Regions from separate parts of the Homo sapiens genome. Here region 2 is linked to region 1. The links are chromatin loops, found by intact Hi-C in ENCODE. Cell type or tissue: HepG2. All regions are shown on one strand. Links, peaks and the distances in the headings refer to the core of each region. The heading gives the core; the rest is flanking DNA. Region 1 overlaps ICA1L (islet cell autoantigen 1 like). Region 2 overlaps NBEAL1 (neurobeachin like 1).

Evidence for each region. Hi-C counts contacts between places; a loop is a spot of excess contacts. Peaks named below come from ENCODE experiments on the same cell type or tissue, not always from the same donor. Only the 100,000 strongest peaks of a DNase experiment are listed, where the experiment ranks them.
Region 2: it touches region 1 in a loop (11-fold over the local background); 2 of 110 quality-filtered maps call a loop at or near these places.

What each region holds. Positions count from the first base shown.
Region 1 is chr2:202,826,957-202,842,609 of GRCh38, forward strand. ICA1L (islet cell autoantigen 1 like) reads right to left here. Exons shown (of 13, transcript NM_001288622.3): 2 at 1,892-2,060. The coding sequence starts at 2,053. It also overlaps the pseudogene KRT8P15. Among named protein-coding and RNA genes, the nearest start is that of ICA1L, 37 kb to the right of the region's middle. In HepG2, for the core only: CTCF peaks have their summits at 1,940 and 4,773 (motif pointing right); a DNase peak (open chromatin) is centred at 4,765.
Region 2 is chr2:203,091,439-203,108,219 of GRCh38, forward strand. It overlaps NBEAL1 (neurobeachin like 1), which reads left to right. Exons shown (of 56, transcript NM_001378026.1): 11 at 6,109-6,195; 12 at 8,191-8,274; 13 at 15,982-16,080; 14 at 16,170-16,750. Among named protein-coding and RNA genes, the nearest start is that of NBEAL1, 85 kb to the left of the region's middle. In HepG2, for the core only: a CTCF peak has its summit at 6,486; a DNase peak (open chromatin) is centred at 6,493.

The DNA of each region.
Region 1 (15,653 bases), core at 1-8,000:
AGATTGATAATAAACACTAAAATCTTAAAAGGAGGAGCAGGCATCAATTTTCCTTATGAGTTTAGACATGTTTGAAGTGCATTTGGTATCTGGATTTGGCAATTGTAAAATCTGTTTTAAATGCATATGGAAGAAGATTAGAAAAGAATGCAAAAGGCTGGGCGCGGTGGCTCATGCCTGTAATTCCAGCACTTTGGGAGGCTGAGGCGGGTGGATCGCCTGAGGTCAGGAGTTTGAGACCAGCCTGGCCAGCATGCTGAAACCCTGTCTCTACTAAAAATACAAAAATTAGCCAGCCATGGTGGCAGGCTCCTGTAATCCCAGCTATTCAGAAGCTGAGGCAGGAGAATCGCTTGAACCCGGGAGGCGGAGGTTGCAGTGAGCCAAGATCGTGCCACTGCACTCCAGCCTGGGCAACAGAGTGAGACTCCATCTCAAAAAAAAAAAATACAGAAAAGATAGTTCTACTAAGATGAAGTGACTATGCTTGATTATTTTTTCCATAGGTCTTTGCAAGGTTTATGTACTATTTTTATTTTTATAATAAAACTGTTTCTCATTCTTAAAAAAATAGTACAAATGTGGGAGAAAGTTCTTGATTCCAAATATTCATCTAATGGCCAGATTTACACTGAATATAAAACATGTCACCCACAGATGACCTAACAATGTAAAACAATACCAAAACCTTATATATTCCCACTTCTATGGGAATATATCTGGAACAAGTTCCTGTTGCGTTAAAACATACAACACCAATAATAATAAAGTCTTCATTTTTACACATTTGTCATTGAATCCTAGAAATACTTTTCAACACAAATAGTAAAAGCTCGTTAAATTTTTATCTATTTCCATATTTGTTTTGGCAATGAGGTAAGTTTACTTTTTGCAGGATGAAAATACTTGATCAAGACCAGTTTAATTAGACTCATATTTTTAAGAATCCCACCATAATGATTATATTCCAAGCATAACAGAATCCCTGCTTAGAAATATTTGTTAAGAGTTAGCTTTAATTAGTATATATATGCTGAGTTAGTAAATCTGCATTTAAAAATTCAGACTTGGGCTGGGCACAGTGGCTTACCTGAGGTCAGGAGTTCGAGACCAGCCTGGCCAACATGGAGAAACCCTGTCTCTACTAAAAATACAAAATTAGCTGGGAATGGTGGTACATGCCTGTAATCCCAGCTACTCAGGGGGCTGAGGCAGGAGAATCCCTTGAACCTAGAAGGCAGAGGTGGTGGTGAGCCAAGATCGCCCCATTGCACTCCAGCCTGGGCAACCAGAGCGAACCTCCATCCAAAAAAAAAAAAAAAAACAGACTTTTTAATTCATTTATATTACACTCTTCTCTATTAGCCTAATTACTTTAAACCATTTATTGGTTTAAAATTGTTTCATGGCAATTATTTAAAATAAAAAACAGCCAAAAAAGGCATTAGGAAATATTTCAATAACTCTATCTTTTAATAAAATAGAAACAATAACTATTATCTTCATTTGCTATTTGATTTTAATTATTTCAGTGAGGTATAAGACTTCACATCAAAGTACTACAAAATAGTATGACTTGATATATAATGAGTATATGGTCTCAACTGGGAATGTAATCATTAAGACTTAGCTTGAAAACTATGCATGCCAGAGAAACTACTTTATTCATATTTTATCTAAGTTAGTGAATACCAATTTTGCAAATTTTCAGTTTGTGAGAGCCGTGACCTCCTATTCAGAGCTCTGATTGACAGATGGATACAACTAAACATTCTATTATCAAATTTGCATTTATCCTCATAAACTCTCCAGTGTGAAAACCTGTTGCAGTTCCCCTTGGAGCCCCAAATAATGGCTGGTTATATGCAATACATAGAATCCTCAAATTTACCTCAAGTTTAGCATCCAGTTCAGCATCAGACGCCACCAAGTGCTCATCCTCTTTTTTTCCTGTTGCTTTGATAAAGACCTGTTTAGTTTTCCAGTATTTCTTTTGCATTCTTCTGACTACTGACTGATTATCTTCTGGTCTGGGTTGCCCAAAGGAATCCATGGAGTGACTACAATGAACAGACTAAAATTAAACTTCTTTTAAAAATTCTCAATAATAGGCTGGGCACGGTGGCTCACGCCTGTAATTCCACAACTTTGGGAGGCTGAGGCGAGCGGATCACGCGGTCATGAGATCGAGACCATCCTGGCTAACACGGTGAAACCCTGTCTCTACTAAAAATACAAAAAAAAATTAGCCGGGCATGGTGGCGGGCGCCTGTAGTCCCAGCTACTCCGGAGGCTGAGGCAGAGAATGGCGTGAACCCGGGAGGCGGAGCTTGCGGTGAGCCGAGATCGCGCCACTGCACTCCAGCCTGGGAGACAAAGCGAGACTCCGTCTCAAAAACAAAAACAAAAAACAAACAAACAAAAAAACCAAAAAAAACTCAATAAATATGTTTAGCTAGCCAATATTTAATCTGACAAATGGAAAAAAGGTACTAAATGTAATTTTTTTTTAGAGTCAGGGTCTCGTTCCATCGCTCATGCTGGAGTGTAGTGGTGCAATCATAGTTCAGAATAATGTGGGCTCAAGCAATCTCCTGCCTCAGCCTCATGCAGCACTGGGATTACAGGTGCGAACTACCACATCTGGCCCCTAATATTAATGTTCTCAGTCAGACATGCTAATACTTGCTTTATATGGTCTAAATGTATGCTATAATTTCAACTTGCACAAGAAACAGGCAAAAGATTAATTATATTTATATTAATTTTAGTTAGATGACAAACGTAATAAAACTTACGATTTTGCAGTTATGTCTAGAAAAAATTATATTTTATTTGATATCTATTTATAGATGTTTATTACTTTCTAAGTTTTGCTTTTGTAATAAAACTGCAAAATAAACTTGTACATACATCTTTACATACTAGTATCAGTTCCTTAGGAAAATTTCCTATAGTTATAATCGCTATGTCAAACATCCATTTAATATTTTCAGATATGCAAAGATTCCAACACATACTCTTTAAAAATCACTCAAAGAAATATTTTAGTGTCCAATAAATCAACACAAATAAAGTCCTTAAGTATAAGGGAAGATATGTTATAAAAGAAATACAGATGGACATTGTAAACTGTAAACATAAAAATTAACATATGCTAGGTGCAGTGGCTCATGCCTGTAATCCCAACACTTTGGGAGGCCGAGGTGGGCAGATGCCGAGGTGAGTGGATCATGAGGTCAGGAGATCGAGACCATCCTGGCCAACATAGTGAAACCCTGTCTCTACTAAAATACAAAAAATTAGCCGGGCATGGTGGCACGTACCTGTAATCCCAGCTACTCAGGAGGCTGAGGCAGGAGAATCACTTGAACCCAGGAGGCGGAGGTTGCAGTGAGCCAAGATCACGCCACTGCACTCCAGCCTGACAACAGAGCGAGACTCCGTCTCAAAAAAAATAAAAAATAAAAAATAACCTCCAAGAAGTTATTCTTAACAAGGTTAACATGGCTATATAAGGAAATGCAGAGTGAAAAGTATTTCTTTAAGGATATGTAAAAAGAATAAATACTAATAACATTTTGGATCTAAAGCCCAAATTATTCCAACAAACTGTAAGAGTAGGAACAAAAGGGAAATACTAAAGTATGTGACTCATTCGTTATTTCCAGGCACATCGATACATGCTATTGTATTTTTCATGTTAGTAAAGAAATAGAGGTTCACTTTCTTTTAATTTGAAGTAATTACTAATTAAATAAAAATAGAATGTCTAATTTCCAAATTACTGGGGGTAAAACAAAAGAGCCAGAAAAACTTTAGCAAAAGCAAAAGACCGAGTGGGAAAAACAAGAGTAAGGCATGTAACACACAGTACAAAACAAGAAGATGGAAGAAGAACAATTATATTATTTAGTATGATAGATGCAAACTTCTTTTTAAATACAAAGAATCTCGAATCATAAAAAACAAAAATCGAAATCCAACTATATGCTATTTGAGATCTACCTAAAACAAAAGGACACAAAGATAAAAATAAAGATATGAGTTAAGATATACCAGGTAAATAGAAGCAAAATGAAATTAGAATAGCTATATTAATATCAGACAAAGTAGATTTAAATAAAAAGCATAAAATAGAACAAGGACAAGCTGTAAAGTCCACAAAGTGGCCAATTTTCCAGATAGCCTCTAGATTATTATCCTTTGGATATCCTCCCATATTCCTGGGCAGTATATATTAATCACCATTTAATTGCCAAACCTCTTAATATGTTATCCTGAATAATTTCTCTGGACATAATTTGGAATAGAGAGGGAATTTAATTTGGGTACCTAGGGAGCATGGATTTGATATAAGCATTATACTGTCCTGACACATCAAGCGTCTTGAGAGAAACTTAGTTTTTCTTTCCCATCCAGTTTCTTTCTGCTTTTGGTTGCTCTCAACTGCTTTCAGTCCTCCTCCTCCTTCCCTCCACTCCCAACTTTATAATTATCAGCAGTCCAACTATATGACAAACTGTTAATCTCTTCTACTAAACTGACTGCAGGTTTAGGCTCAATTCGAAGAACAAAATACTAGGGAGTATCAGGAGAGAATACCTCTCCCTACATCAACTTCCATATTGATGTAGCTCAAACAATATACTCCTGTCCTCGCAACCACTCTCTCCATATCTCTTTGGGAGAGAAAGAGTAACATCTGATTGGACAGCAAAAAACTAGACTCCTCCATTTCTGGAAACTATCTTGCCTGCAGAGGGCACACGTTCCCTGGCAAAGGGAGAAAGTGACTGGGAGGATAAATCTGCAAAAGGTGAGATTTGCACATTTGTGGTTTTTATGACCAAGGGCACTGCTAAATCTGCTTGCCACTGGGGGTAGGTTAGGCAGGAAGCCAAGTCTTACTGGCTTGACATATCAGATAACAGAGTTCAAGGCTGGCAGAACTATCAGATATTTAGGAGGGATTTCATAAAAGGGAGGGAGCCAAAGAGGAGGAAACCCCAAAATTTGTGTATAAAGTCCTCCCAAGACCTGTGCTAATCACTAAACGAATCATGAGGCAAGGGAGGGAAACCCAGGAATCGTGGCAGAAAATCAGCCATTGAAAGAGGAAATAACTAAGTGAAGATTTCAGCACTACCACTCCAGAGGAGACAGTTTGGAGTCTGAGTTCAGTCAAGTTAACTGGCTTCTAGAATAAAAATTCTTTTTCAGAGAAGCAAAACAGAATCCAGAATCTCTCAAATGCATCATTCAAAATCCCAAGTATCCAATCAAAAAACACTAGACATATAAAGAAATAGGAACATGTGACCCATACTCCAGTGGGGAAAGGGCAGTCAATAAAAACAGACTCCAGAGATTTCCCAGATATGGGAGGCTGAGGCAGGAAAATCGCTTGAACCCGGAAGGCGGAGGTTGCAGTGAGCCACTGCACTCCAGCCTGGTCGACAGAGTGAGACTCCGTCACAAAAAAAAAAAAAAAAAAAAGATTTCCCAGATACTGCAATTATGAGATAATTATTAAACCAACTATTATTAACATATACACAGACTTAAAGTAGGATGTATGCACAATAAATGAACACACTGAAAATATTAGAAAACAAGTAAAACTCAAACTCTCCAGTTACAAAGTTCAGTAACTGTAATTTAAAATTCACTGCAGCTGGATGTGGAGGCTCACACCTGTAATCCCAGCATTTTGGGAGGCTGATACAAGAGGATCTCTTGAGCCCTGAAGTTTGAGGTTACAGTGAGCTATGATTATGCCACTGCACTCCTGCCTGGGTGACAGACTGTGTGACAGACTGCCTCTTAAAAAAATAATAATAACTGGACAAGATTAAGAGCAAACTGAAGATGGCAGAAGTCAAAAGTTCTTCTTACCAAAAATTACCAATCTAAAAACTGGGGCAAGGGGTGGGAGGAGGAAGGAGGAGAACCCAAAGAAGAGATAGAATGGGATAGAAAAATATTCAAATAAATAAAACATCCCCAGATTTGTGAATGACATTAATTTACAGATCCAATAAGCTAAATGACAAACCCCACGCAGGATAATACAAAGAAAACACAAATAGACACATCACAGACAAACTGCTTAAATCTATATAGGGAAAAAAAAAGATAGCAAAGAAAACCTATCTTGAAAGCAACAGAGAAAAATGGCATATTACACACAAGGTAACAAAAATACAAACAGGTCAGTTCTCAATAAAAACAAAAAAAAGTCAGACTAAATGGAAGGATATATTTAAGGTACTGAGAGGAGAAAAACCTGTTGACCCCTAATTCCACATCTACTGAAACTGTCCTTTTAAAAATGAAAGTAGTGGGAGCACAGTGGCTCAGGCCTGTAATCCCAGGACTTTGGGAGGCTGTGGGGGAGGATCACTGGCGCCCAGGAGCTCAAGACCAGTCTGGCCAAGATGGCAAGACTCCATATCTACAAAAAAATAAAAGAAACATTAGCCATGTATGGTGGTGTGAGCCTTTAGTCCCAGCTACTCAGGAGGCTGAGGCAGAAGGATTGCTTCATCCCAGGAGTTTGAGGCTGCAGTGAACTATAATCACACCACTGCACTCCAGCCTGGGCGACAGAGTGACAGCCTGTCTCTAAAAAAATAAAAAATTAAAAAATAAAAAGAAGGAAAGCAAAATAAAGATATTTTCAAATAAAGCTCTGAGAGACTACCTGATCAGATCTGGAGACTTTCAGAAATGCTAACATTACAGATGTTATGTATATCACAGCTGAACATATTAAAAAATATGGTATATATACTCAATGGAATACTATTCAGCCTTTAAAAAGAAAGAAATCCTGTCATTTGTGACAACATGGATAAATCTGAAAGACAAATACCACATGATCTCAATTACATGTAAAATCTAAAAAAGTTGAACTAATAGACGTAGAGAGTAGAATGGTAGTTACCAGAGGCTGGGGGGAGGGGTATTGGGAAGATGTTTGTCAAAGGACACAAAATTTCAGTTAGGAGGAGTAAGTTCTATTGTACAACAAAGGGACTATAGTTAATAACAATGTATTATATTCTTGGAGATATCTATGAGGCAGGATTTTTAGTGTTCTTACCACAAAAAAAGATGAGGTAATACATATGTTAATTATGTTGATTTAGCCATTCCACAGTGTTTCAAACGTAATGTACATGACAAATATTTACCATTTTCTCAATTAAAAATAATTTTTGAAGTAAAATTTTAACAAATTCTTCAGTCTTAAAGAAAATTACACCAGATAATTTGGATTTATAGAAAAGAATGGAAGGACTGTAATTGTTAAATGTCCTGGTAAATATAAGATTATTGTTTCTTTCTTAATTTCTTCACATTATATAACTTTAACATGCATAGAGGCCGGGTGTGGTGGCTCACACCTGTAATCCCAGCACTTTGAGAGGCTGAGGCGGGTGGATAACTTGAGCTTGGGAGTTCAAGACCAGCGTGGGCAACATGGCAAGATCCTTTCTCTACAAAAAATACAAAAATTAGCTGGGCGTGGTGCAAGTACCTGCAGTCCCTGCTACTAGGGAGGCTGAGGTGGGAGGATCACTTGACACTGGGAGGTGGAGGTTGCAGAGAGCCAGGATTGTGCCACTGCACTCTAGCCTGGGTGACAGAGCCAGACTCTGTCTCAAAAAAACAAAAACAAAAAACCCTACCACACACAGACAACAATAAAATAGCAGCTCAATTATCAAGGTGCTGCCATTTTAAAAACATCATTGATATGTTTACTCATTCTTTACCACCTCACTCCATCATCATCATCATATAGTTCTTTTTCATTAAATTTACATACACTGAAATCTCTAATTTTTAGCTATATATTTTTTTCATTACTTATTTTACTTACAGATTCAGGGTCTCACTCTGTTGCCTGGGTTAGAGTACAGTGGCACAATCATAGCTCACTGCAGTCTCAAACTCCTGGGCTCAAGTAATCCTCCCACCTAAGCTTCTGGAGTAGCTGGGACCACAGGCAACACACCAACATGCCTGGCTAATTTATTTTTATTTTTGTAGTGACAATGTCCCACTATGTTGCCCAGGCTTACTTATTTTTAATTGACAAGTAAAAATTGTATATATTTATATTTATGATGTATGACATAATGTTTTAAAATGTGTATACATTTTAAATCTCCTTGGTTAAATTTATTCCTAAGTATTTTAATTTTTTTACTAGCTACTGTCAATGGCATTGTTTTATTGATTTCTTCCTTTTTTTTTTTTTTTTTTTTTTTGACAGAGTCTTGCTCTGTTGCCTAGGCTGGAGTGCAGTGGTGCTGCAGCCTCCACCTCCCAAATTCAAACAATTCTCCTGCCTCAGTCTCCTGAGTAGCTGGGATTACAGGTGCATGCCACCACACCTGGCTAATTTTTGTATTTTTACTAGAGACAGGGTTTCACCATGTTGGCCAGGCTGGTCTCAAACTCTTGACCTCAAGTGATCCTCCCACCTTGGCCTCCCAAAGTGCTGGGATTACAGGCGTGAGGGACCCCACCTGGCCAGATTTATCAGATAGTTTGTTGTTAGTATGTAGAAATGCTACTGATTTTTTTTTTTTTTGAGACGTAGTCTTACTCTGTTACCCAGGCCGGAGTGCAATGGCATGATCATGGCTCACTGTAACCTCAAACTCCTGGGCTCAAGCAATTCTCCCACCTCAGGCTCCCAAGCATCTAGGACTACAGTTTGTGCCACCACACCTGGCTAATTTTTTTTTTATTTTTTGTAGAGATGGGTGTCTCACTATGTTGTCCAGGCTGGTCTCAAACTCCTGTCTTCCAGTGATCCTTCCACCTCAGCCTCCCAACGTCCTGGGATTACAGTTATAAACCACCATGTCTGACCACTACTGATTTTTGTGTTAATTTTGTATCCTGCAACTTTACTGAATGTATTACTTGTAATAGTTTTTTGGTGGAGTCTTCAGAGTTTTCTAAATATAAAATCACATTGTCCGCAAACAGACGATTTAACTTCTTCACTGACAATCTGAAAGCCTTTTATTTCTTTCTCTTGCCTAATTATTCTAGCTAGGAGTTCCAATACTGTGTTGAATGGAAGCGCTGAAAGTGGGCATACTTGTCTTGTTCTTGATTTCAGAAAAAAAAACTTTCAATTTTTCACTGAGCATTATGTTAGCTACGGGCTTGTCATACAAGGCCTTTATTACGTTGAGAGACATTCTTTCTCTACCTCATTTGTTGAGTGTTTCTGTCATGAAAGGATGCTGAATTTTGTTGAATGCCTTTTTTGTATCTATTGAGATAATTATAAAGTTTTTGTCCTTTATTCTGTAAATATGGTGTATCACTATTGATTCGCATATGGTGAATATGCAGATTCACAGTGATAAATCCCACTTGATCATGGTGAATGACCCTTCTAATGTGCTGTTGAATTTGGTTTGCTAGTATTTTCTTGAGGATTTCTGCATCTATGTTTATCAAAGATATTGGCCTATAATTTGCTTTTCTTGTACTGTTTTTGTCTGCCTTTGGTATCAGGCCTTTGTAAAATTAGTTTGGAAGATCTCCTTCCTTTTCAATTTTTTGGAAGAGTTTCAGAAGGATTGGTTTTAATTGTCTAAATGTTTGGTAGTATTCAGTAGTGGCATCATCAAGTTTGGCCTTTTCTTTAATGGGAGACTTCTTATTACTGATTCAATCTCCTTACTCATTATTGGTCTTTTCAAATTATCAATTTCTTCATGATTTAGTCTTTATAAGTTGGTATGTGTCTAGGAATTTACCCATTTCTTTTAGGTTATACAATTTGTTAGTGTGTGTATATCTATATATATAGATATATATAGATATATAGATATAGATACAGATATATAGATATAGATATTTTTTTAGATGGAGTCTCATTTGGATGCCCAGGCTGGAGTGCAGTGGCACGATCTTGGCTCACTGCAATCTCCACCTCCCGGGTTCAAGCAATTCTCCTGCCTCAGCCTCCCAAGTTTCTGGGATTACAGGTGTGTGCCACCAAGCCCAGGTAATTTTTGTATTTTTATTAGAGATGGGGTTTCGCCATGTTGGCCAGGCTGGTCTTAAACTCCTGACCTCAAGTGATCCGCCCACCTCGGCCTCCCAAAGTGCTGGGATTATAGGCATGAGCCACTGCACCCGGCCTGTGTATCATTTTTTATAGTAGTCTATGATCCTTTGTATTTCTGTGGTATCAGCTGTAATGTCTCCCTCTTTCATTTCTGATTTTAAGCATTTCCTCTTTTTTATTAATCTAACTAAAGGCTTACCAATTTTCCGTTGTTGTTTTTTTTTGTTTTTGTTTTTTTGAGACAGAGTCTCTGTCACCCAAGCTGGAGTGCAGTGGTGCGATCTCGGCTCACTGCAAGCTCCACCTCCCGGGTTCACGCCATTCTCCTGCCTCAGCCTCCTGAGTAGCTGGGATTACAGGCGCCTGCCACCACACCCAGCTAATTTTTTGTATTTTTAGTAGAGACAGGGTTTCACCGTGGTCTTGATCTCCTGACCTCGTGATCCGCCCACCTCAGCCTCCCAAAGTGCTGGGATTACAAGCGTGAGCCACCGCACCCGGCCTTCTCTTTTCAAAACCAGCTCTTCTTTTAATCTTTTCTACTGTTTTTCTAGTCTCTATTTATTTCTGCTCTGATATTTATGATTTTCTTCTTTCTCCTAACTTTGGGCTTAGTTTGTTCATCTTTTTCTAGTTCCTTAAGGGATAACATTAGGTTGTTTATTTAGGGCTTTTCTTTTTTTTTTGATACAGGCATTCATTGCTATAAACTTCTCTCTTCGAACTTCTTTTGCAACATCTCTTAAGTTTTGGGATATTGTATTTCCATTTTTGTTTGTTTCAAGATTTTATTTATTTGTCTTGAGATGGAGTTTCACTCTTGTTGCTCAGGCTGGAGTGCAATGGTGTGATCTGGGCTCACTGCAACCTCTGCCTCTCGGGTTCATGAGATTCTCCTGTCTCAGCCTCCCAAGGAGTTGGGATTATAGGCGCCCACCACCACGCCTGGCTAATTTTTTGTATTTTTAGTAAGGCGGGGTTTCACCATGTTGGCCAGGCTGATCTCGATCTCCTGACCTCAGGTGGCCCACCCACCTCGGCCTCCCAAACTGCTGGGATTACAGGTGTAGCCACTGTTCCCAGCAGTTTTAAGATTTTTAAAATTTCCTTTTAAATTTCTTTTTTGACACGTTTGTTGTTTAGGATCATGATGTTTAATTTCCACATATTTGTGAATTTTCAAATGTTCTTATTATTTCGAGTTTCATACCATTGCAATTGAAAAAGCTACCTAATTTCAATTAATAAATTTTTAAGACTTATATTGTGGCCTAAGACATGATCTATTCTGGAGAATGTTCCATGTGTTCTTGAGAAGAATTTGTATTCTGTTAATATTGGATGGAATGTTCTGCATATATATGTTATATCCATTTGGTCTAAAATGTAGTTGAATTCCAGTGTTTCCTTACTGAATTTCTTTCTGGGTATCTGTCCATTGTTGACAGTGGGGTATTAAAGTCTCCTATTATTGCATTGCTATCTATCTCTTCAGATCTATTAATATTTGCTTTATATATTTAGGAACTCTGATGTTGCATGTAACACATATTTGCAATTATTATATCTTCTTGATGAATTGATCCCTTTTCATTATATAATAATTGTCTCATTTTATAGTTTTTTGACAAAGTGTGTGTCAATTTCTGTGTTGCTATAAAGAAATACCTGAAGCTGGGTAATTTATAAATAAAAGAGGTTTAATTGGCTCATGGTTCTGCCGGTTGTACAGGAAGTACGGTGCTAGCACTGCTTCTGATGAGGCCTCAGGGAGCTTTTCCTTATGGTGGAAAGGGATTGGGATCCAGTGCATCACATGGTAAGAAAAGGAGTAAGAGAAGAAGGGCGAGGCACAATACTCCCTTAAACAACCAAATCCCGTGAGGACTCACTTATCACCATGGGGACAGTACCAAGCCATCCATGAGGGCTCTGCTCCAAGATCCAAACACCTCTCACCAGGCCCACCTCCAACACTGGAAGTCATATTTCAACATCAGATTGGGAGGGGACAAAATATCCAAACCATATCGGTGTACTGCACCTGATATAATTATATCTAACCCCACTCTCTTTTGGTTCCATTTGAATGGAATCTTTTTCCATCCTTTCAGTTAATCTAAATGTGTCCTTAAAGGTGAAGTGAGTCTTGGCTGGGCGCGGTGGCTCAAGCCTGTAATCCCAGCACTTTGGGAGACTGAGGCAGGTGGATCACAAGGTCAGAAGATCGAGACCGTCCTGGCTAACAAGGTGAAACCCCGTCTCTACTAAAAATATAAAAATTAGCTGAGTGTGGTGGCAGGCACCTGTAGTCCCAGCTACTCAGGAGGCTGAGGCAGGAGAATGGCATGAACCTGGGAGGCAGAGCTTGCAGTGAGCCAAGAGTGCACCACTGCACTCCAGCCTGGGCAACAGAGTGAGACTCCGTCTCAAAAAAAAAAAAAAAAAAAAAGGTGAAGTGAGTCTCTTCCAGGCAGCATACAGTTAAGTCTGTGTGTGTGTGTGTGTGTGTGTGTGTGTGTGTGTGTGTGTGTGTGTGTGTGTGTGTGTGTTTTGTTTTGTTTTTTAACCTATTCAGCCAGTCTGCCTTTTGGTTGAAGAATTTAATCTATTTACATTCAAGGTAATTATTGATAGGTAAGGACTTAGTACTACCATTTTGTTCATTGTTTTCTGGTTGTTTTACAGCTCTTTTGTTCTTTTTTCCTTTCATGCCTTCTTCCTTTGTGATTAGACGATTTTTCTCTAGTGGTATGCTTTAATTCCTTACTTTGTATCTTTCGTTTATCCACTATAGGTTTTTGCTTTGTGTTTACCATGAGGCTTACATAAAACAGCTTATAGTTATAACAGGCTATGTTAAGCTGATTACAACTTAACTTTGATTGTATACACTTTACCCTGCCTGACATTTTATGGTTTTGATGTCACAATTTACATCTTTTTATATTGTATATCCCTTAATAAATTATTGTAGCCATTATTATTATTTTTTTTAATTTTTAATTTTTTTTTTTTTTTGCAGAGCTAGCTGAGGTTTTATTTTGGACCAAAAAAAAAAAAAAAGCGATTGAATTGTTTTGTAGCTGGAGGAATGGGCAAGGGGGATCCCCAGGCAGTAAACTCACGAACGGGTGGGCTGAGGGCTAGGGCTGAGCCTCAGGTGGGTCTCCTGTTCCCTGTGCTCCCCTGCACAGCGGCCTCCCTCCCAAGCTCTGGGGCAGCTGCAGGAGGGGCACACTGGGAGGAGCTGCTGCAGCTGTTCACTTGGGCAGGACATCAGAGGACTCGGACACCAGCTTCCCATCGTGGATCTCAATCTTCTTCACAACTATGGCCCTGGTGAAGCTGGTGTGGCTGAAGGAGATGGAGCCCATGCCAGAGCCAAAGCTGGAGCCGAGGCCATAGCTGAGGCTGGGGCTTGTGAGACCCTCATAGGCCGAGCTCAGACCACCTGCATAGCCACTGGTGGTCTTCATATGGATATTCATGTTCTGCATCCCAGACTCCAACTGGCTCTCCTCGCCCTCCAGCAGCTTCCTGTAGATGGTGATCTTGATGTCCAGGGCCAGCCTGATGTTCGTCAGTTCCTGGTACTCATGCAGCTGCTACGCCATGTCCTGCTTGGCCCGCTGCAGGGCAGCCTCCAGCTCGGAGAGCTTGGCATTGGCATCCTTAACAGCCAACTCCCCACACTGCTAGGCATCTGCGATGGCAGCCTCCAGGGAAACTCTCTGGCCTTTGAGGCCCTCAATCTCAGCCTGGAGCTGGCTGACGTTCTGGTTCATCCCAGATCTCAGTCTTTGCATGCCGCAGGTCATCCCCGTGCTTCCCAGCCAGCGTCTGCAGTTCCTCATACTTGATCTGGTACATGCTCTCAGCCTCAGCCTGGCTGTGGTTGGCCATCTCCTCATACTGCGCCTTGACCTCAGCGATGATGCTGTCCATGTCCAGGGAGTGGCTGTTGTTCATGCACAGCACCACAGATGTGTCCAAGATCTGGGACTGCAGCTTCTGGATCTCCTCTTCATACAGCTGCCCGAGGAGGTTGATCTCTTCAGTCAGCCCTTCCAGGCAAGACTCTAGCTCTACCTTGTTCATATAAGCTTCATCCACATACTGCCTGATGAGGACAAATTCATTCTCCATCTCTGTACGTTTGTTGATCTCATCCTCATATTTGTTCTTGAAGTCTTCCACCAGCCCTGGCATGTTGCCAAGCTCTGCCTCCAGCTTCAGCCTTTCCAAGCCCAGAGTCTCCAGCTGCTGCTTAAGGCTGTTGATGTAGCTCTCGAACATGTTGTCCGTGTTGCTCTAAGCCATCTTCTGCTGCTGCAGGAGGGCTCCACTTGGTCTCCAGCATCTTGTTCTGCTGCTCCAGGAATTGTACCTTGTCTATGGAGGAGGCAAATTTGTTGTTGAGGGTCCTTCTCCTGGGTGCACACGGCCTGGATGTTGGGTTCCACCTCCAGGTTAAGGGGGCTCAGCAGGCTCTGGTTGACTGTGACAGCAGTGATGCTTCCCATGCCACTGGCCCCACCATAACTTCCACCCAGGACACCCCGAAAGATGCTGCTGCCCACTCGGGAGAAGCTCAAGGAGCTGATGCAGGCACCGGGCCCACGCGCATAGGAGCAGTTGCCGAAGGCCTGGGGGCCAGAGGACCACCTCTGGTGGACACCTTGTAGGACTTCTGGGTCACCATGATGGACATGGTTGATGCAGGAGTGGAGGCAGGTGGGCTGAACCAGATGGAGATCCCAGAAGGAGCAGGGAAGCTGCTTCTTGGTCTATTTTTTTTTTTTTTTTAGATAGAGTTTTGTTCTTGTTGCCCAGACTGGAGTGCAGTGGCATGATCTTGGCTCCTTAACCTCCCAGGTTCAAGTGATTCTCCTGCCTTAGTCTCCCGAGTAGCTGGGATTACAGGCACCTACCACCAGGCCCAGCTAATTTTGGTATTTTTTTTTAGTGAAGACGAGGTTTCACCATGTTGGCCAGGCTGGTCTCGAACTCCTGACCTCAGGTGATCTGCCTGCCTCAGCCTCCCAAAGTGCTGGGATTACAGGCATGGGCCACCGCACCAGGCCTATTGCAGCCATTATTTTTAATAGTTTTGTTTTTTAACATTCATATTAAAGACCCACCATTATACTATTATTCTAAATTTGTGTAATTGTACCAATGAGTTTTATACTTTTAGATGTTTTTGTGTTACTCATTAGCATCCTTTCCTCTCAGCTTGAAGAACTCCCTTTATCATTTCTTGTAAGACACATCTGGTGGTGATGAACTACCTCAGTTTTTGTTTGAGAAAGCTTTTATCTCCATCATTTCTGGAGGTCTACTTTGTCAAGTAAAGTATTGTTGTTTGACAGTTTTATTTTTTCCTTCAGCACATGGAATTTATCATCCCACTCTCTACTGGCCTGTAGGTTTCTCCTGAGAATCCACTTCTAGCCTTATTGGAACTCCTTTGTATGTGATTTGCTTTTCTCTTGCTACTTTCAGGATGCTCTCTTCATCTTTGATTTTTGACAGTTTG
Region 2 (16,781 bases), core at 3,124-11,123, 270 kb after region 1:
AATATCTCTTCAAGATACCATTTTCAGTTCTTTTGTGTATATACCCAGAAGTAGGATTACTAGATATATGGTAATTCACTTTTTAATATTTTTTGAGGAACTTCTGTATTGTTTTCCATAGTAGCTGTACCATTTTACATTCATACCAACAGTGCACAAAGTTTTCAATGTCTACACATCCCTGCCAGCAGTAGTGTTGTTTTTTTTCTTTTTTGATAGTGGCTGTCCTAATGGGTATGAGGTAGTATTTCATTGTGCTTTTGATTTGCCTTTCTCTAATGATTAGTGATATTGAGCATCCTTTTTGTGTGCTTATTGGCCATTTGTATATCTATCTTTGGAGAAATGTCTATTCAAGTCCTTTGCCCATTTTAAAATCAGATTTGTTATTGTCTTCTTGTTGATTTGTAAAGTCTTTTTTGTTATGCATTAACACTAGTGTGAGCATTTGATGCATGTAATTTTGTACTTTTGTTTCATTTAAGATATTTCATTATTTTCATGTGCCATAATTTTAATGTCTATATAATATTGTATTAAGTGGATGTACCATAATTTACTTAACTACACCCTGCTAGTAGGAACTTAATTTATTTCCAAAATAGAATTTTACTTCTAGTAGAATTACTAGGTCATAGGGCGTACACTTTTCTTGTTTCTTTTTTAAATTAGGGAACAGAACATTGTGTAAAAACAAGTTGTAACTCATTGGAAAATATAGAAAAGTAGAAAAATAGCAGAAATATGGTTAAGGTTCTTGATATACATGCAATTTGCTTTTGAATTTTTTTACTAATTTATACATGTAGCAGCAATGTGGAAGAGTACATAACTAAGCTGGGCATGGTGGCTCATGCCTGTAATCCCAGCACTTTGGGAAGCTGAGGCAGGTGGATCACGAGGTCAGGAGTTCGAGACCAGCCTGGCCAATATGGTGAAACCCTGTCTCTACTAAAAATACAAAAAAAAAAAAAAAATTAGCTGGGTGTGGTGGTGCGCACCTGTAGTCTCAGCTGCTCAGGAGGCTGAGGCAGAACAGTTGCTTGAACCCAGGAGATGGAGGTTGCAGTGAGCTGAGATCGTGCCACTGCACTCCAGCCTGGGCAACAGAGTGAGACTCTGTCTCAAAAACAGAAAAAAGAATATAGGATATTTCCATGTATCATGATGGTATCAGAAATTTTTTAGAGAGCTTCATAAAGCCTTTGTAAATGAAACTACTTCAAAGAGCTTTTACCTTTCTATTTGAGGTATTCTTTTCATTGATTTCCTGCTGAGGAATACCAGGGGTTAATTCTATGAGAGTAATTCAGAATAAAGATTTTAGTATCACCTCCTTGAATTTTTTCACACTGTTTTGAGGGATATTTCTGAAAGCATTTATGTCACTTCACTGCAGTAAAGAATAGCATCAAAATCAAATAGTAAAGAATATATTGGTGAAGTAAATTGTTATAAAGACAAATTCAGTGATAAAGCCAACATCTCACATGTGTAAAGAATCTGCTAATCCGCTGGATGCGGTAGCTCACACCTGTAATCCCAGCACTTTGGGAGGCTGAGGCAGGCGGATCACAAGGTTAGGAGATTGAGACCACCCTGGCTAACACAGTGAAACCCCGTCTCTACTAAAAATATAAAAAATTAGCCAGCCGTGGTGGTACATGCCTGTAGTCCCAGCTACTGGGGAGGCTGAGGCAGGAGAATCACTTGAACCCAGGAGGTGGAGGTTGCAGTGAGCCGAGATCACACCACTGCACTCCAGCCTGGGCGACAGAGGGAGACTCTGTCTAAAAAAAAAAAAAAAAAAAAAAAAAAAAGAATCTGCTTTATAGGGTCATCTCTAGGATACAATGTAATTCCTACTAAAATTTGTTAGCATTGGTTTTTCTTCAGTATATGAAACTCAGATATAACAAATTTCTGATATGAATATCTTTTTAAAAAATACAAAGCTGTTTGTCATAGCTATCATGATGGTGAGCTAATATTTGTTCTTTATAGGCCAAAGTTTATTAAAATTTACATCCGGAATCATGACCTTTAAAAGTTAATTCTTTGATACCACCTATCACATTTTGTTTTGAAACAAAAATGCTGGAGAAGAAATCTCTTTGAAGAGGGAAAACTAGCTGGGCATGGTGGTGGCTCATGCCTGTAATCCCAGCATTCTGGGAGGCCAAGGCGGGTTGATCACTTGAGGTCAGGAGTTTGAGACCAGCCTGGCCAACGTGGCGAAACCCCGTCTCTACTAAAAATACAAAAATTAGCTGGGCATGGTGGCACACCTCTGTAATCCTAGCTACTAGAGAGGCTGAAGAATCGTTTGAACTTAGAGGGTGAAGGTTGCAGTGAGCCATCACACCACTGCACTCCAGCCTGGGTGACAGAGCAGGACTCTGTCTCAAAAAAACAAAAACAATAAAAAAAACAGGGAAAACCAAGCTTTGGGACCTGGGCCTTCCCTGCTGGCCGTAATAGTCTTCCTTATTTCTGGAATTTTTTTTTTGTCAGAATTACTTTAGATTTATCACTATTCATTGAAGCCATTAAGTCTTCACAACAAAGAGGAATCTTTGAAATAAGCTTCTAAACTTCTTCATTATACAAATAAGGAAAAATGTCCTAAGGCATTAAATGATTAGCCCAAGGTCAACACTAATAATTGATGGAGGTAGGATTTCTAACCCAGGTTTTCTGACCCTAAGTCCATTGTAATATATAATTTTCTAATTGTATTACTGGAACTTAAGGTCACAGTTTAGTCAGTAGGGAAAAATGTTTTCTGTATATTAAATATAGGAGAATCAAAGGTTTTATTGATATAAAAACATTTTATGGACATAGTTGATATGATTCCTGAATATATAAAAATCTTTGAAATCTTATGAAAACCTAACTCCCCAAATATACCGCATGATGCCACAGATGTCCACGATTACTTTTTGTTTAAATTATTTGTTTGTTAGTAAAGAAATGAATCCTTTATGTTCTTTTTATATAGTAGTATAGAATAAAGACAGTTTTGCTATTTAGACCCATTGGAAACTTTGGCAAATAAAGTTTAAAATATCATAAACAATTTATGAATCAGATGGACAACCTTAAGCTGGCGGCTGCTGTTTTCATGCTTTCTTTTTGTATGAGATTCGTCAGCCTATTTAAGTATGCGTTGATTTCCGTAAGTATTTGTGTAAAGGCTTCTCGGCTTGGCAAATGAGTTTCATCAAACTATAGAGTACTTTACAATTCCATGGAATCATACATTTAACTTTTATGATAGATATGATGAACCTTAAGCATTTATCAGTTTTTTTGTTTTACTAAATTACAGGGATATGATTTGAATTAATGTAAATTTTTTAAGCTGCCCAAAGATACTTGAATTAATGAAAAGAATAGGCCAGGCTCAGTGGCTCACGCCTGTAATCCCAGCACTTTTGGAGGCCAAGGCAGGCGGATCATCTGAGGTCGGGAGTTCTAGACCAGCCTGACCAACATGGTGAAACCCCATCTCTACTAAAAATACAAAAAAATTAGCCAGGCGTGGTGGCGCATGCCTGTAATCCCAGCCACTCAGGAGGCTGAGGCAGGAGAATTGATTGAACCCAGGAGGTGGAGGTTGCGGTGAGCCGAGACTGTGCCATTGCACTCCAGCCTGGGCTACGAGAGTGAAACTCCGTCTCAAAAAAAGAAGAGAAAAGCAAAGAAGAAAACTATTATCTTTAGTAGCAAGGAGAAGAATTCAAAACCATTACCTAGTCTTTACAGCTGCTAAAATCTTGGTGTTTTTGACTGTTTCTTAGGGTAGATTTTTAGAAATACAGTTACTGGGTTAAAGAATAAGAATTGTTTGTTTGTTTGTTTGTTTTTGAGGCGAAGTTTTGCTCTTGTTGACCAGGCTGGAGTGCAATGGCTCGATCTCGGCTCACCGCAACCTCCACCTCCCAGGTTCAAGCAAGTCTCCTGCCTCAGCCTCCCGAGTAGCTGAGATTACAGGCATGCACCACTACTCCCTGCTAATTTTGTATTTTTAGTGGAGACGGGGTTTCCCCATGTTGAGGCTGGTCTCGAACTCCTGACCTCAGGTGATCCGCCCGCCTCAGCCTCCCAAAGTGCTGGGATTACAGGCGTGAGCCACCGCGCCCGGCCCAAGAATTGTTTTAAAGATTCTTCTTACGGATTGCTATATTGCTTTCTGGAAAGATTTTACTCATTTTTACACTGACCAGTTTTATCTGACTATTTGTTTCCCTTGACCTAAATATGAAATATTATTCCTTTAAAAACCTTTGCTTGTAATAATACCACCTTTCATTTGTTTTTTGTTTGTTTTGTTTGTTTGTTTTTTTGAGTCAGAGTCTCACTCTGTCACCTAGGCTGGAGTGTAGTGGCTCTATCCCTGCTCACTGCAACCTCCACCTCCCGGGTTCAGGTGATTCTCCTGCCTCAGCCTCCCAAGTAGCTGGGACTACAGGCTAGTTTTTGTATTTTTAGTAGAGACAGGGTTTCACCATGTTGGCCAGGCTGCCGGTCTGGAACTCCTGACCTCAGGTGATCCGCCCACCTCAGCCTCCCAAAGTTCTGGGATTACAGGCATGAGCCACCACACCCAGCTGACACCTTTCATTTGTTAAGTCTCTGTTATGTGCCAGATACTATGCTAATAAGCTAGCGTGGATTATGTCATTTAATATGTATAGCTATTTGATGAGGTATTTTTCTCCCTATTTTTGAGAAAAGCTTGGAGAAGTAGTTTTCCTTGAAATCAGACAGCCAGTAAGCTGCAGAACCAAAATTCAAACTCAGGTCTCTGATTCCAAGGCCTGTAGTGTATATATCAATTTATTGTTATGTTAAGCCTTACATATACTCTTCCATAACATATAATACCATACCTCTATGCAGTTTATTTTATATTGCATATTTCAGCATGTAACTCGACCTTTTGTTTTCTCATTTCTGAAATAATAGAACTTCCTAAGAACCTTGTTCCTTAGCATGCTCTTAATAAATTCCTTTATAAATCTGTCTCTCCCTTTGAGTATCATTTGAATTTTTTTCAAATTGTGGGCAAGTTGAAGGCCTTTTGGGATGCTGACTTTTATATACTGAAACTAAAATACTTGATTTCTTTATTTTACTCAGAAGAGGGTAATGCCCATGTATGCTAGAGATAATCTCAATTTTCCTTTACAGAATACAAATGAATATAAATGAAGCTCAATTCTTGATGACTTTGGAGAATACTTTTAAACTAATGTTTTAACAAAATGTGTGGTCAGATAAATTTTGGAAATGCTGCACCGTGACCTCCCTTGTCAAAGTATCCATTAGCATATTTGAGACTCTGAGGAAGTACTTCTAGAAAGAACCATTTTTAAAGTTAGTTTGATAGCACTTCACAAACTTCCTTAACTATAGAACCATACTGGGTGTTACGTACTACGGTATCTTTGGTTTGTGTCAGTAACAGCTTTCCTTCTTTTTTGTGTGTATTAGTCCATTTTCATGCTGCTCATAAAGACATACCGGAGACTGGACAATTTACAAAAGTTTAATGAACTCACGGTTTCTTGTGGCTGAGGAGGCCTCACAATCATGGTGGAAGGTGAATGACACGTCTCACATGGCGTCAGACAAGAGAAGAGAGATTGTGCAGGGAAACTTCCCTTTATAAAACCATCAGATCTAATGAGACTTATTCACTTACCATGAGAACTCCCACCGAGTTTCTCCCACAACACATGGGAATTTGGGGAGCTACAATTCAAGATGAGATTTGGGTGGGGACACAGAGCCAAACCATATCAACTGTGAGACATTCTCTGCTGATTCTTTAAGAATTTAGGAATATTAACTAGTCCTAATTATTGCCATTGTTTCTTATTTTAGTAACTTTGAATTCCAAGAGAGAAATATCTAAACTACTATTAGTTCATAATCCAAAAAGTGAATAATCTTTAATTTCTAAAAGTGTAGTATATTTCACAAGGGAATTCTTGGGTTTATTTTCAAGAGACATGGAAACCCATTTAAGCTTCATTGCTGCTTATAGGTAACAATTTAATGTTCTTTCTCCATTATTCTTGTCTCTGTTTTTAACAGCTATTTTTAAATGCTAACAATAAGGTGGCAGACAAGAACGAGAAAGACCTTGCCAACAAATTACTGACAGAAATGAATGAGGACCAGGTATCTACAAAGCCTGCATCTTGTTTCAGCTGAAGTCCAAAATCAGCCAATGGGAATAACTATTCCTGTGCTTTTCTTCTTATGTCCTAAAATACACAAACATTGTCAAATTCTAATATTTATTAATTATTTTTGAAAATTACTAAAAAGTTAAAAATTGCTTTCATCTAAAGGATAAATATCTTGGTGGTTGATACAAACAATCAGTACCATTCCATTCCCTCTACGTGTGTATGGTCTTTTCAATTTGAGGAGATATAAAGTACAGGAATGGGATCTCAGTACAATGCTGTCCACCTGGTGGTGACTTTTCTAAGCACTGTGGTATATTGGGACCTTAGGGCTTTCTTTGTGAATATGTATGGTCATTGTTAATATCTTGATTCTTTGCTTCTTATTGACAAGTGATGATTATAATTCAATGGACAACCTGAATCTTGGAGGAAGGGAAGAAGATGCTGAACTCTCTGTTAATTTAGCATAAAACTTGACTTTTTGTATTCTAGAAATTCAAGTCTATACAGGTATAATAAAGCAAAAATATGTAATTTATGTTGCTTCTCTCAATACATTAGGTAATTTAGTTTGAAAAAAAACTACCTTTAAAAATTGACGTTATTTTTCTCTTCCAAAATATTTCCAATAAACTTACATATTGTCTTTTATTAACATTGTGTTAATGTCCAAGTTTATAAATAGAATTTTTGTATAACAAGACACATTATCATCTAATTATTTTTTATTCTAGATGTGAAATGCCAATTTACAGAATATTGTTTTAGATTTCTGTATAAATGTTAATCCCTCTTAAGGCCTACTTAATGTAGATTAATAAAACAATTATTATAGTCTCTTAGAGGTTCACATTACAATTCCAAATTGTAAGTGATTCTATGCTTTCATGATTGTCTAAGCCTGATATAACAGTCATGTTCAGTTTTTTAATATTCTTGATGTTAGTTTTTGTTTTTGCTATAAATACACTGCCCTGGAATTTAACATATCTCTTCTTTTTGATGAAACTTAAACAGTAATAGACAAAATTAGGCTAGTTTTTATTTTTTCATACAACTTTTAGGATTAAAAGTTGCCTTCTCAAAAACATGACAATACTTAGAGATACTTATTTCATTTTCTGTGTCTGCCTCAAATTTTCCATTTAATATAAAAATAGATATATTTAATTGTTTATAAGTATAATTGATTGGCATATGCACATGCCATCTTAGTTTTAACACAGGGTTTGGAAACTAGATAAACAAGATTATTTTAGCTGTCTTTTTATACATGCAAATGGAATTTAAACCTGGATGGTTCAAGTGTAGTTTTGAAGGGGAATTAAAACATAATAGGATTTCTGGCTGGGCATGGTGGCTCACACCTGTAATCCCAGCACTTTGGGAGGCCGAGGTGGGTGGATCCACTTGAGGTCAGGAGTTCAAGACCAGCCTGACCAACATGGAGAAACCCTGTCTCTACTAAAAATACAAAAATTAGCTGGGCATGGTGACGCATGCCTGTAATCTCAGCTACTCAGGAGGCTGAGGCAGGAGAATCACTTGAACCTGGGAGGCGGAGGTTGCAGTGAGCCGAGATTGCACCATTGCACTCCAGCCTGGGCAACAAGAACGAAACTCCATCTCAAAAAAAAAAAAAAAAAGTAATAGGATTTCCAATGAATGATAGACCTCCCTCCCTTCCTCTTGAGATTGTCCATTATTTTTAAAAAGCATGTGTTAAGCTTGTTTTTTTCTCAAAACATTTTAATGTAATAAGTGAATGTTGCCTTATCCTCCTTGACATGTGGTTTATTTTTCTTTTAAATAGGTAACTTTCCTTGCAGGTTATAGTGTTTCAGAAATCCATTTCATCAGAAGAGGAATGTAATGCATGTTAAGTAATTATTTTTTCAGGTTTTCAGACCAAAGGTTTCCTAACTCAATAAAAATCGTGAGCACATTTGTTAATTTCTTGTTTCCCCTTCCCCCTCAATAGGTGTTTCAGGGACAATTGGATTGTTTGGCCATATCAACCATTCAGGCTTTGACCGCAGTAATGAACAAATCTCCAGCTGCTAAGGTGAAACATATATCCTCCAGCTTTTTTTTTTTTCTTAACTTTTATTTTAGGTTCAGGGGTACATGTGCAGGTTTGTTATATAGGTAAATTGGATATCATGGGGATTTGGTGTACAGATTATTTTGCCACCCAGGTAATAAGCATAGTACCCAATAGGTAGTTTTTCAATCTTCCCGCTCCTCCTTCCTTTCATCCTCAAGTAGGCCCTGGTGTCTATTGTTCCTTTCTTTGTGTCCATATGAACTCAGTGTTTGGCTCCCACTTATATGTAAAAACATGTGGTATTTGGTTTTCTATTCCTGTGTTAGTTCGCCTAGAATAATGGCCTCCAGCTCCATCCACATTGTTGCAAAGGATATGAGGATATGATCTCCTTTGTTTTTATGGCTGTGTAGTATTCCATGGTGTATATATACTACATTTTCTTTATCCAGTCTACAATTGGCTTTAGGTTGATTCCATGTGTTTGCTATTGAGAATAGTGCTATGATGAACATACATGTTCATGTGTCTTTATGGTAGAACAATTTATATTCCCTTGGGTATTTATCCAATAATGGGATTGCCAGGTTGAATGGTAATTCTGCTTTGAGTTGTTTGAGAAATTGCCAGACTGCTTTACATAATGGCTGAGCTAATTTGCATCCCACCAGCAGTGTATAAGTGTTTCCTTTTCTTCACAACCTTGCCAACATCTGTTACTTTTTGATGTTTTAATAATAGCCATTCTGACTGGTGTGAGATGGTATGTCATTGTGGTTTTGATTTGCATTTCTCTAATGATTAGTGATGTTTAGCATTTTTTAATATGCTTGTTGGCTGCATGTTTTCTTTTCTTTTTTTTTTTTTTTGGAGGTAGGGTCTCCCTCTGTCGCCCAAGCTGGAGTGCAGTAGCACGATCTCAGCTCACTGCAACCTCCGCCTCCTGGTTTCAAGTGATGCTCCTGCCTCAGCCTCCCAAGCAGCTGGGATTACAGGTGTGCACCACCACAGCCCGGCTAATTTTTGTATTTTTAGTAGAGATGGGGTTTCACCACGTTGGCCAGGCTGGTCTTGAACTCCCAACCGCAGGTGATCCGCCTGCCTCGACCTCCAAAAGTACTGGGATTACAGGCATGAACCACCACACCCAGCCCTGTTTTCTTTTGAAAAGTGTCCGTTCTTGTCCTTTGCGCACTTTTTAGTCGGGTTATTTGCTTTTACTTGTTGATTTGTCTAAGTGCCTTATAGATTCTGGATATTAGACCTTTGTTGGATGCATGGTTTGCAAATAGTTTCTCCCATTCTGTAGGTTGTCTGTTTACTCTGTTGATAGTTTCCTTTGTTGTGCAGAAGCTCTTTAGTTTAATTTGGTCCCATTTGTCAATTTTTGTTTTTGTTGCAGTTACTTTTGATGGCTTCATCATGAAATCTTTGCCAGGTCCTATTTTACATTTAAGTCTAATCCATCTTGAGTTGATTTTTGTGTATTGTAAGGAAGGGGTCCAGTTTCAGTCTTCTGCATATTGCTAGCTAGTTATCCCAGTACTATTTATTGAAAAGGAGCCCTTTCCCATTGCTTGTTTTTGTCATGTTTGTCAAAGATTGGATGGCTGTAGGTGTGCAGCATTATTTCTGGGCTTTCTTTTCTGTTCTACTGGTCTATGTGTCTGTTTTTGTACCAGTACTATGTTGTTGTGGTTACTGTAATCTCGTAGTGTAGTTTGAAGTCAGGTAATGTGATGCCTCCAGCTTTGTTCTTTTTGTCTAGGATTGCCTTGGCTATTCAGGCTCTTTTTTGGTTCCATATTAATTTTAAAATAGGTTTTTCTAATTCTGTGAAGAATGCCACTGGTAGTTTGATAGGAATAGCACTGAATCTGTAAATTGCTTTGGGCAGTATGGTCATTTTTTTTCTCTTTGAGACAGAGTCTCGTTCTCTCACCCAGGTTAGAGTGTAGTGGCGTGATCCTAGCTCACTGCAACCTCCATCTTCCAGGTCCAAGCGATTCTCCTGCCTCAGCTTCCCAAGTAGCTGGGATTACAGGTGTGCACCAATGCTTGGCTAATTTTTTTGTATTTTCAGTAGAGACAGGGTTTCACGATGTTGACCAGGCTGGTCTGGAACTCCTGACCTCAAATGATCTGCCCACCTCGGCCTCCTAAAGTGCTGGGATTACAGGCGTGAGCCCCCACACCAGCCCAGGCAGTATGGTTATTTTAACAGTATTGATTCTTCCTATTCATAAACATGGAATATTTTTCCATTTGTTGGTGTCATCTCGGATTTCTTTCAGCAGTGTTTCGTAATTCTTGTTGTAGAGATCTTTCACCTCACTGGTTAGCCATATTCCCAGTTATTTTATTCTTTTTGTGGTAATTGTTAATGGGATTGCATTCTTGATTTGGCTCTTAGCTTGGATATTGTTGGTGTATAGGAATGCTGCTGATTTTTGTACATTGATTTTGTATCCTGCAACTTTGCTCAAGTAGTTTATTAGATCAAGGAGCTTTTAGGCAGAGACTATGGGGTTTTCTAGGCGTAGAATCATATTGTCTGCAAACAGGGAGAGTTTGACTTATTCTCTTCCTACTTAGAAGCCTTTTATTTCTTTCTCTTGCCTGATTGCTCTGGCTATGACTTCCTGTACTGTGTTGAATGGGAGTAGTGAGAGAGGGTATCCCTGTCTTATTCTGGCTTTCAAGGGGAATGCTTCCAGCTTTTCCCCATTCAGTATGATGTTGGCTGTGGGTTTGTCATAGATGGCTCTTATTTTGAAGTATGTTCCTTCAGTGCCTAGTTTGTTGAGGGTTTTTAACATGAAGCGATGCTGAATTTTATTGAAAGCCTTTTCTGTTTCTATTGAGATAATCTTGTGGTTTCTGTTTTTAGTTCTGTTTATGTGATGAATCACATTTATTAATTTGCATATGTTGAACCAACATTGCATCCCATGGATAAAGCCTACTTGATCATAGTGGATTAGCTCTTTGATGTGCTGCTGGATTCTGTTTGCTAATGTTTTGTTGAAGATTTTTGCATCTATGTTTATCAAGGATATTGGCCTGAAGTTTTCTTTATTTGTTGTGTCTCTGCCAGGTTTTGGTATCAGGGTGATGTTGGCCTCATAGAAGGAGTTAGAAAGGAGTCCTTCCTCCTCAATTTTTTGGAAAAGTTTCAGTAGGAATGGTACCAGCTCTTTTTTATGTATCTGATAGAATTTGGCTGTGCATCTTTCTGGTCCTGGGCTTTTTCTGATTGGTAGGCTTTTTATTACTGATTCAAATTTGGAACTCATTATTGGTCTTTACTGGGATTCATTTTCTTCCTAGTTTGATCTTGGGAGGTTGTATGTTTCTAGGAATTTATCCATTTCTTCTAGGTTTTCTAGCTTGTGTGCATAGAGGTGTTCATAGTAGTCTTTGTGGGTTTTTTGTATCCTGTGGGGTCAGTAGTAATGTCCTATTTGTCATTTCTGATTGTGTTTATTTAGATATTCTCTCTTTTTTTTCTTTGTTCAGTTAGTGATCTATTTTATTAATTCTTTCAAAGAATCAACTCCTGGAATTGTTGATCTTTTGTATTTCTTTTTTTTTTTGGAGACAGAGTCTCTGTCTGCCACCCAGGCTGGAGTCCAGTGGCGCGATCTCAGCTCACTGCAACCTCCGCCTCCCGGGTTCAAGCAGTTCTCCTGCCAGCCTCCTGAGTAGCTGGGATTACAGGCACATGCCACCATGCTTGGCTAATTTTCGTATTTTTAGTAGAGATGTGGTTTCACCATGTTGGCCAGACTGGTCTTGAACTCCTGATCTCAAGTGATCTGCCTGCCTCAGCCTCCCAAAGTGCTGGGATCACAGATGTGAGCCATTGTGCCCGGCCTATCTTTCGTATGGTTTTTGATGTCTCAATTTCCTTCAGTTCAGCGCTGTTTTGGTTAGTTCTTGCCTTTTGCTAGCTTTGGGATTGGTTTTCTCTTGTTTCTCCAGTTCTCTAGTTGTGATGTTAGGTTGTTGGATTTGCAGTCTTTCTAACTTTTTGATGTGGGCGTTTAGTGCTATAAATTTCCCTCTTAACACTGCTTTAGCTATGTCCCAGAGATTCTTGTATGTTGTATCTTCTCATTAGTTTCAAATAATTTCTTTATTTCTGCTCTAATTTTATTATTTACCCAGGAGTCATTCAGGAGTAGACAGTTTAATTTTCATGTAAGCGTGTGGTTTTGAACAATTTTCTTAGTCTTGATTTCTATTTTTATTGTACTATGGTTCGAGAGTGTAGTTGGTATGATTTTGGTTTTTTGAAATTTGCTGAAGATTATTTTATGTCTGATTGTGTTGTCGATTTTAGAATATGTCCCATGTGCAGATGTGAAGAATGTATATTCTCTTGTTTTGTGGTAAAGTGTCCTGTAGATCTCTACTAGGTCCATTTGGTCATGTGTTAAGCTCAGGTCCTGAATATCTTTGTTAGTTTTCTACCTCAATGATCTGTCCAAGTATACTGTAGGTCTCTAAGAATTACAAATCTAGGTGCTTCTGTGTTGAGTGTGTATATATATTTAAGATAGTTAGGTTTTGTTAAATTGAGCCCTTTATCATTATGTAACTTCTTTGTCTTTATGATCTTTGTTGGTTTAAAGTCTGTTTTGTCTGAAGTAAGAATAGCAACCCCTGCTTTTTTCCATTTTCCATTTGCTTGGTTGATTTTTCTCCATTCCTTTACTTTAAGCCTATGGGTGTCACTGCATGTGAGATGAGTCTCTTGAAGACAGCATACCACTGGGTCTTGGTTTTTTATCCAACTTGCCACTCTGTGCCTTTTAATTGGGGAATTTAGCCCATATACATTCAAGGTTAGTACTAATCTGTGCATATTTGATCCTACTGCCATATTATTAGCTAGTTATTATACAGACTTGTTGACTTGTGTGTGTGGTTGCTTTATAGTGTCATGGGTTTATGTACTTAAGTGTGTTTTGGTAGTGGCTGGTAATGGTCTTTCCTTTCCATATTTAGCACTCCCTTCAGGATATCTTGTAAGGCAGGTCTGGTAGTAATGAATTCTTTTAGCATTTGCTTCTCTGAAAAGGATCTTATTCTTCCTTCACTTATGAAGCTTAGTTTGGTTGGATATGAAATTCTTTGGAATTTCTTTTTTTTCTTTTTTCTTTCTTTCTTTTTTTTTTGAGACAGAGTCTTGCTCTGTTGCCCAGGTTGGAGTGCAGTGATGTAATCCTGGCTCACTGCAACCCCTGCCTCCTGGGTTCAAGCAATTCACCTGCCTCAGCCTCCGGAGTAGCTGGGATTACAGGTGCTTGCCACCACGCCTGGCTAATTTTTGTATTTTAGTAGAGGTGGGGTTTCACCATTTTGGCTAGGCTGGTCTGGAACTCCTGACCTCGTGATCTACCCCCCTCAGCCTCCCAAAGTCTGGGATCCCAGGTGTGAGCCACTGCACCCAGCCTCTTTTCTTTAAGAATGCTGAATATGGATGGGCGCAGTCGCTCACACCTGTGATCCCAGCACTTTGGGAGGCTGAGGCAGGCGGATCATGAGTTCAGGAGATCGAGACCATCGTGGCTAACACAGTGAAACCCCATCTCTACTAAAAAAAAAATACAAAAATTAGCCAGGCATGGTGGCGGGCGCCTGTAGTCCCAGCTACTCGGGAGGCTGAGGCAGGAGAATGGTGTGAAACCTGGAGGTGGAGCTTGCAGGAGCTGAGATCGCGCCACTGCACTCCAGCCTGGGTGACAGAGCGAGACTCCATCTCAAAAAAAAAAAAGAAAGCTGAATATATGCTCCCAGTTGCTTCTGGCTTGTATGGGTTTCTGTTGAAAGGTCTGCTGTTAGCCTGATGTATCTCCAAGTTTTAAAATATTTAAATAGATGTGCCGATTTTCACTATGTAAATTCTGAAGTGATGTATGAAAGTATGTAATACATGTGGCTTAACACCTGAAATAAAATCATTCACAAAATATCTTAATATAAGAATGAGGTTATTTATTGTTTGCCTATACTTGTGATAATTTTAAAGACAAACCCCTATAGGCACTGCTTTAAGATTTTAAAAGACATTAATGATTGAACTGCAAACTGATAGGATTTACAGTGTTGGCAAAGAATGGGACATGAGCACTGGTGTTGGAAGGATACTTTTAAGTGGTTCTGTGGTTCATGAGTTTAAAAAATTAAGCTTTATATCAGAGTTTTTCTTCATTAATAAAATAATGACCCTTTATTTAGTCAGTTTATGACTGCCTAAAATATGACATTTTTCACATTTGAATAGCCTATCAATTTGATACTAGTTTTTCCAGGTTGTATGGCCATGGAAATTCTGCTTCTTGTATTCACTAACCCTTAGAGTTTTCTGTCTCTTCTCATTCACTGCCACTGACTGTTCTTCTGTCCAGTTATACTGGTAGTTTCCTCATATGCTGATAAGATTAGTGAGGTCATCTGTGTGAAGTGGTAAGCATAGTGCCAGGCACATGATAAGTGCTAAATACATGTCAGTGACTTTTATTATTACTTTACACTCTTATCTGCCACATCTAATATACTTTATGCCTCACCTTCCTGGTACCAGAAGTGAATTAATTACTCCCTGTTTTCTGAAACATGCCTTTCATTGTATTCCTTAGATTACATTGGTTTGTGTTAGGAGACTCTAACTTTTGCCTTAGAAATGTTGACATAACTCATGGTTAGGTTCCTATTGAATAGGCTTTTACAACTTTTACAGTCTGGCTTGTGACTTAATCTCCATCTAATACTAGTTGCTGTACGATGGAAACCATTTTAAGTCCTAAATAACTGGTTTATGAGTATAATGGATTGCCTGTACTGTATTCTGAAATTCAAACATGAGAAAAGATGTTCCAGTCTTCCTTGAAAGTTGTTTTTTTTTGTCCATATAATAGCTGGCATGTTTAAAATTCAAAAGATTATATAACAAAAATACATGAGAAAATATTTCCTATTCTTGACCCACATTCAACCATTTCTCTCCCTAAAGGAAACCAGCTTTACTTGTTTTGTTAAATTTTTTGATTTTGTAGTGAGTGTATATATTTCAACCTAAGGTAATGGGGCACTTTAGTATGTTCTAGGTTTTCCAGTTGTCTTTATATTTCACTTTATGACTTTGGGTGCCTACTGGTTCAAAAATACATGTGACATAGAACTTCCTAAAATGAACTTGATGTTCCAGATAATTCAGACCATTTAGATACAAGTAGCAGAGAGAAAACTCTTTGTACTCAGTTTCTTTCTGACCACTATTCAAAATTGGCAGGAACTCTTTAATTGGGTCTTTTTAGGCTGATATCTGACTCCTCTTACCTACAGTCTCCTCATTTTTTCCTCTATTTTTGTTTTGACTTAACTACTACTATAGTAATTACAAATCAAGTGAAGAAAATACAAGAATTGTCATATGCCCTAATCTGCAAATAATATAATAATTCTATAACACAGTTATTGTTAATTTCATTTATTTTGAATTTTGGTAGATAATTATAACTTCATTACTGCAGAAGTTATATGGAATCTATTTTAAAATGAAGACATGATTTAAGAAGGCAAATAGTGAATTCGTGTCTTTTTCTTTATTTAATATTAAGTTAATTAGCATAAATGAGTATTATTTAATATTTTTAATATTCCAACATATTCAGTCTTTGAAAATGTACTTTGATATATTGTCTTCCCATCCCCTAGGAAGTATTTAAAGAAAGAATTGGTTATACACATATGCTTGAAGTATTAAAATCCCTGGGTCAGCCACCACTGGAATTACTTAAAGAACTTATGAATATGGTGAGTTTATAACCTTTATTAAGAGAATTTCTGTTAATATCCATTTTGAAAATGATAACTAACCTTTTATCTTTTATGTTGCTTTTCAGGCTGTAGAGGGTGACCACACTTCAGTTGGGATTTTGGGCATTAGTAATGTCCAACCTCTCTTGCTTCTTATCCAGTGGCTTCCAGAACTACAATCCCATGACCTGCAAATCTTCATCTCTGATTGGCTGAAAAGAATTTGTTGTATTAATAGACAGAGTCGAACTACTTGTGTCAATGCAAACATGGGGATTAGAATCATTGAAACCCTTGACTTGCATTCTTCCCTCCATCAAACTTGTGCTGAGAACTTGATTGCAATCCATGGTTCCTTGGGGAGTCAGTCAGTGAGCTCAGAAGAAATCCGTCGACTACTGAGATTGCTGAGAGTGGATGAATCTGAGTCTGTTCACCCTTATGTCACTCCCGTGACTCGAGCAATCCTGACAATGGCCCGAAAACTAAGTCTAGAGAGTGCCCTCCAGTATTTCAATTTGTCACATAGTATGGCAGGAATTTCTGTGCCTCCCATACAGAAATGGCCAGGGTCTGCCTTTTCTTTCAGTGCTTGGTTTTGCTTAGACCAGGATCAGTTGACTCTTGGCATTGCTAACAAAGGAGGGAAAAGGAAACAATTGTACAGGTATTGGTAAAAATTATGGAATATAAATGAA